Regions from separate parts of the Homo sapiens genome. Here region 2 is linked to region 1. The links are chromatin loops, found by intact Hi-C in ENCODE. Cell type or tissue: K562. All regions are shown on one strand. Each heading gives the region's core, and the rest is flanking DNA. Links, peaks and the distances in the headings are about the cores only. Region 1 overlaps PRDX2 (peroxiredoxin 2). Region 2 has its middle 13 kb from the start of LINC02926.

Region 1 (2,906 bases), core at 301-2,800:
TGGCCAGGTGTAGTGGCTCACGCCTGTAATCCTAGCATTTTGGGAGGCCAAGGTGGGTGGATCACCTGAAGTCAGGAGTTCGAGATCAGCCTGACCAATATGGTGAAACCCTGTCTCTGCTAAAAGTACCAAAAAATTAGCAGGGTGTGGTGGCGGGCACTTGTAGTCCCAGCTACTCAGGAGGCTAAGGCAGGAGAATCACTTGAACGCGGGAGGCAGAGGTTGCAATGAGCCGAGATCACGCCATTGCACTCCAGCCTGGGCAACAGAGGAGGACTCTGTCTCAAAAAAAAAAAAAAAAAAAGAAAGAAAGAAAAAAGAAGAAAAGAAAAAGAGAAAATACTGAACTTGGCTAGGCATGGTGGCTCACACCTGTAATCCCAGCACTTTGGGAGGCCAAGACGGGCAGATGACTTGAGGTCAGGAGTTCGAGACAAGCGTGACTAACATGGTCTCTACCAAAAATACAAAAATTAGCCAGGCGTGGTGGTGCACCTCTGTAATTCCAGCTAGGGAGTCTGGGGCATGAGAATCGCTTGAACCCAGGAGGGAGAGGTTGCATGAGCTCAGATCATGCTACTGTACTTCAGCCTGGGCAACAGAGCAAGACTCTGTCTGAAAAAAAAAAAAAAGAAAAAATACTGAACTGGGCTTGGAGGGTTTATCTTAATATCCACATTCCTGGGCCTGGACCACTTGCTTCCAGCATTTTCTTCTGCAACACAGGCCCTTGCTTTGCTTCACCTTGAACCTGGGGCTGTAGCCTTCATGTGCATCCTTGTGTCTTCCCACAGTTTGTCCCGCTGGCTGGAAGCCTGGCAGTGACACGATTAAGCCCAACGTGGATGACAGCAAGGAATATTTCTCCAAACACAATTAGGCTGGCTAACGGATAGTGAGCTTGTGCCCCTGCCTAGGTGCCTGTGCTGGGTGTCCACCTGTGCCCCCACCTGGGTGCCCTATGCTGACCCAGGAAAGGCCAGACCTGCCCCTCCAAACTCCACAGTATGGGACCCTGGAGGGCTAGGCCAAGGCCTTCTCATGCCTCCACCTAGAAGCTGAATAGTGACGCCCTCCCCCAAGCCCACCCAGCCGCACACAGGCCTAGAGGTAACCAATAAAGTATTAGGGAAAGGTGTGAGTCTGTGTTGGTGTGCTCTGTCCTTTCGTCCTCCCCTGCAACCCCCTTCCTTCTTCAGGCTCAGGCTTGGGAAACTGACCCTGTGGTTGCTCATCTTCGCCACACGGTGGCGGTCTTATCACATGCTTAGTGCCTGCTCTTTTCCTGCTTGCGCTCAAGGCGGTTTCGGAGGGGTAGGGTATGCCGTTTGTCCCTTGCAAATCCCAGGATGCCCTACATCCAGAAATCTGGCCATGCAAGGCAAAGCCCACATTTTGTCACCAGCCAGCCTGGGTTCAAATGCCGTTTAAGAGCTGTGATCGTCTCTGGGTCTCTTCAGCAGTAAAATGGGACTGCAAACCCAGATCACCATGCACGTGGTAAAATTTGTAGGAGATAAGTTATGTGAAGCTCGGGGCTGAGGCCCCTGTGTAGGGCCCAGTTCCTAGTTCCTAAGACGGCTTCCTCGAGCTGAAAGGAACCCAGCCCAGTGTAGTCTTATGGGGAAGAGGGTGGGGACCCAGTCTTAAGAGCAGAACCAAGAATGAGAGCCTGAGCTACGTGCAGAGTGCAGAGTCCCTGCTGTGAGCTCTGCCCCACCCCAGGCTGGAAAGGTTGCCTGTCTGCCCCTGGGGTGGGAGGGTGGCAGTTAGGCTAGAAGGCAGGTATTAGCAGCAAGGCAGGGTTCCCAGGGGTGCAGTTTAATATTGTGTGCGTTCAGGAAAGTAGTTTTGCTACTCTATGCCCCAATTTCCTCCTACAGAACAGGGCTAATATGCTCATTTAATCCACAGATCCACTATTAATGCTGGTACCCACCTAATACCCTCTAAGGGTCACTCATCTCCCTTGGAATTTAATCTACACTCCTCCCCAAGGCCCCTGCTCAGTCTCCCTTGACATCTGCCCTGTTGTGGTTCACTCCATTCCAGACAGGCTGGCTTCCTGCTGTTCTTTCACAGGCTCACCTGGCTACATGAATTTTGCCATTTAAGAGCTGCTCCCAAGGCCGGGCGCAGTGGCTCACGCCTGTAATCCCAGCACTTTGGGAGGCCGAGACGGGCGGATCACGAGGTCAGGACATCGAGACCATCCTGGCTAATACAGTGAAACCCCCTCTCTACTAAAAATACAAAAAATTAGCCAGGCATGTTGGCAGGTGCCTGTAGTCCCAGCTACTTGGGAGGCTGAGGCAGGAGAATGGCGTGAACCCGGGAGGCAGAGCTTGCAGTGAGCCGAGATCGTGCCACTGCACTCTAGCCTGGGCAACAGAGCGAGACTCCGTCTCAAAAAAAAAAAAAAAAAAAGCTGCTCCCAGTTGAGCGGGGTGGCTCAGGCCTGTAATCCCAGCACTTTGGGAGGCCCAGGCAGGCGGATCACCTGAGGTCAGGGGTTCGAGACCAGCCTGGCCAACATGGTGAAACCCTGTTTCTACTAAAAATACAAAAATTAGCCTGGCATGGTGATGCACGCCTGTAGACCCAGCTACTTGGGAGGCCAAGCAGGAGAATCGCTTGAATCCTGTGGGTGGAGGTTGCGGTAAACTGAGATCGAGCCACTGCACTCCAGCCTGCCTGGGTGACAGAGGGAGACTCCATCTAAAAAACACAAACAAACAAACAAAAAACTGTTACCTCTGATGCTGTTGTTACCCAGGATTTTCTCAGGACCCCACTTCTTCAAATCTGTTGAAAAGTCATGGCCAGGCACGATGGCTCACGCCTGTAATCCCAGCATTTTGGAGGCCGAGGCTGGCAGATGACCTCAAGTCAGGAGTTCAAGACCA
Region 2 (2,906 bases), core at 212-2,711, 230 kb after region 1:
GGATTATAGGCGGGAGACACTGCGCCTCACCAGGACTGGTATTTTTTTTTTTTTAAAGACAGAGTTTCGCTGGGCACGGTGGCTCACGCCTGTAATCCCAGCACTTTGGGAGTCTGAGGCAGGTGGATCACAAGGTCAAGAGATCGAGACCATCCTGGCCAACATGGTGAAACCCCATCTCTACTAAGAATACAAAAAAGTAGCTAGGCGTGGTGGCACACACCTGTAGTCCCAGCTACTCAGGAGGCTGAGGCAGGAGAATCGCTTGAACCCAGGAGGCGGAGGTTGCAGAGAGCTGAGATCACGCCACTGCACTCCAGCCTGGCAACAGAGCGAGGTTCCTTTAAAAAAAAAAAAAAAAAAGACAGAGTTTTGCTTTGTTGCCCAGGCTGGAGTGTAATGGCTTGATCTCGGCTCACCGCAACCTCTGCCTCCCAGGCTCAAGCGATTCTCCTGCCTCACCCTCCCAAGTAACTGAGATTACAGGCACCGGCCACCACACCTGGCTAACTTTTTTGTATTTTTAGTAGAGATGGGGTTTCATCATGTTGGCCAGGCTGGTCTTGAACTCCTGACCTCAGTTGATCCACCCGCCTTGGCCTCCCAAAGTACTGGGATTACAGGCGTGAGCCACCACGTCCGGCCAAGACTGGTAATTTTAAATGGAAAAGTATATCACAATTTGGTTGAGTGTAGAAGTAGTGTCAGAATGTTTGAGAGAACATACATTACCACTTATTTGTATATTTATATTTTAGATTTGTAACAACTGGTAAGGACTTCTGAAGAGTTTTATTGATGGAGAGATTTTAAAGGATTAAAGAATAAAATATCGCATTTGTAAATGCCATGTAAAATGTTTAAGTTATTTCAGCACTCCCACTGGGTTAAGTGGGAGCCACAAATGGTTCTGAGCAGGCTGGGCGCGATGGCTCATGCCTGTAATCCCGGCACTTTGGGAGGCCGAGGCGGGTGGATCACTTGAGGTCAGGAGTTCGAGACCAGCCCGACCAACGTGGTGAAACCCCGTCTCTATTAAAAATACAAAAACTAGCTGGGCGTGGTGGCTCACATCTGTAATCCCAGCTATTCGGGAGGCTGAGGCAGGAGAGTTACATGAACCTGGGAGGTGGAGGTTGTAGTAAGCCGAGATTGCACCATTGCACTCCAGTCTGGGCGACAGAGCAAGACTCCGTCCCTCAAAAAAAAAAAATGTTCTGAGCAAAGGAAAGACTGATCTGATTTAGGTTTTGCGTAAATATCCTCCAGCTATGGGCTGCGGGGCGTGTGTCGCTGGGTGGGTGGGTTAGGTGGACAAAACTGGATCCTAGTGCCTATGCGCCCCTTTAAAACGAATAAAAAGACGTAGTTCTCAACCAGGGACGTCCTTGGTGATGCTCTGCTGGTCCTGCAGCCTGAGGGCTTTTTCCAGACGCTTTGACCTGTGCACTTCTGCCCCCACGCGGCCAATGCCTGAACTGCAGCAACGTCCTGCAGACCCAGTTTCCTTTTTTGGTACCAGGCATATGCAGGGCGTGGACAGATCCTACAATGGAACCAGCCAGAGACTGCCCTAGAGAAACTCATATGCCGGGATTTGGATGTTTGTAGGATAACATCATGAGCAGCAGCTTTGCAGGACCACACATGTTCCAGGGAGATTCTCAGAGGAGGGATCTTTGGGCAGTGTCTCCAAAGACCAGTAAGAATATTTCAGGAAGACACAACAAGAAAAAATATTCTAGGCAAAGTGAAAACTGACATTGATACCCCGACCCCAACCCCTCTTAACTGCTACTTCCGACCTGGGTCGTGGAGCTACCATTCAAGCCCTATACCCAATACTCATCTTGAACTACTTAACTACTTATTTATGTATTTATTTATTTATTATTATTATTATTATTTTGAGACGGAGTCTCACTCTGTCACCCAGGCTGGAGTGCAGTAGCGCGATCTCGGCTCACTGCAACCTTCACCTCCCGGGTTCATGTGATTCTCCTGCCTCAGCCTCCCTGGCAGCTGTGATTACAGGTACCTGCCACCATGCCTGGATAATTTTTTTTTTCTTTTTCTGAGACAGAGTTTCACTCTTGTTGCCCAGGCTGGAGTGCAGTAGCATGATCTCGGCTCACTGCAACCTCCACTTCCCGGGTTGAAACAATTCTCCTGCCTCAGCCTCCCGAGTAGCTGGGATTACAGACACGCACCACCACGCCTGGCTAATTTTTGTATTTTTAGTAGAGACAAGAGTTTCACCATGTCGGTCAGCCCAGTCTTGAACTCCTGACCTTGTGATCTGCCCGCCTCGGCCTCCCAAAGTGCTGGGATTACAGGCGTGAGCCACTGCACCTGGCCCCACCTGGGTAATTTTTGTATTTTTAGTAGAGACAGGGTTTCACCATGTTGGCCAGGCTGGTCTTGAATTCCTGACCGCAGGTTATCCACCCACCTTGGCCTCCCAAAGTGCTGGGATTACAGGCATGAGCCACCAAGCCTGACCTACTTATTTCTTCTCACTCCCATCATCCCAATTGCCACCACCCAGGTCTAGACACTCACCTGGGTACCTGTCAAAGTGTCCTCCTTGGTCTCCCAAACTTCAATTCCTAGTCATTCACCTCGGCACCAAAGGGACATTTTTCTCTCTCTTCCCTGCTCACACACCTCCCATGGCTCCCTAGTGCTCTCAAGTGCAAGTCCAAGCTCCTCAGCCTGGCACCTGAAGTCTTGAAGACCCAGTTCTGCCTGTCCCACTATATCATTAGCATGACCAACTAGAAAGACATTAATAAAAAGAATAGCACTACCTCTATTTATTGAGTGCCTACCTGGTGCTAAGACATGTGTCTTGCAGTTTCAAGGTGCACTCACAACAACTTTATTATCTTCGTTTTACAGAAGGG

The links. A loop is a pair of places that touch in the nucleus more often than their neighbours do. Peaks named below come from ENCODE experiments on the same cell type or tissue, not always from the same donor. Only the 100,000 strongest peaks of a DNase experiment are listed, where the experiment ranks them.
Region 2: it touches region 1 in a loop (4-fold over the local background); 3 of 110 quality-filtered maps call a loop at or near these places.

Annotation. Positions count from the first base shown.
Region 1 is chr19:12,795,055-12,797,960 of GRCh38, reverse strand. It overlaps PRDX2 (peroxiredoxin 2), which reads left to right. Exons shown (of 6, transcript NM_005809.6): 6 at 795-1,138. The coding sequence ends at 880. Among named protein-coding and RNA genes, the nearest start is that of JUNB, 5.0 kb to the right of the region's middle. RefSeq lists an enhancer at 1,333-1,742. In K562, for the core only: a CTCF peak has its summit at 1,246 (motif pointing right); DNase peaks (open chromatin) are centred at 1,240 and 1,614; H3K4me3 peaks cover 245 bases.
Region 2 is chr19:12,562,809-12,565,714 of GRCh38, reverse strand. No RefSeq gene overlaps it. Among named protein-coding and RNA genes, the nearest start is that of LINC02926, 13 kb to the right of the region's middle. In K562, for the core only: a CTCF peak has its summit at 1,467 (motif pointing left); a DNase peak (open chromatin) is centred at 1,464.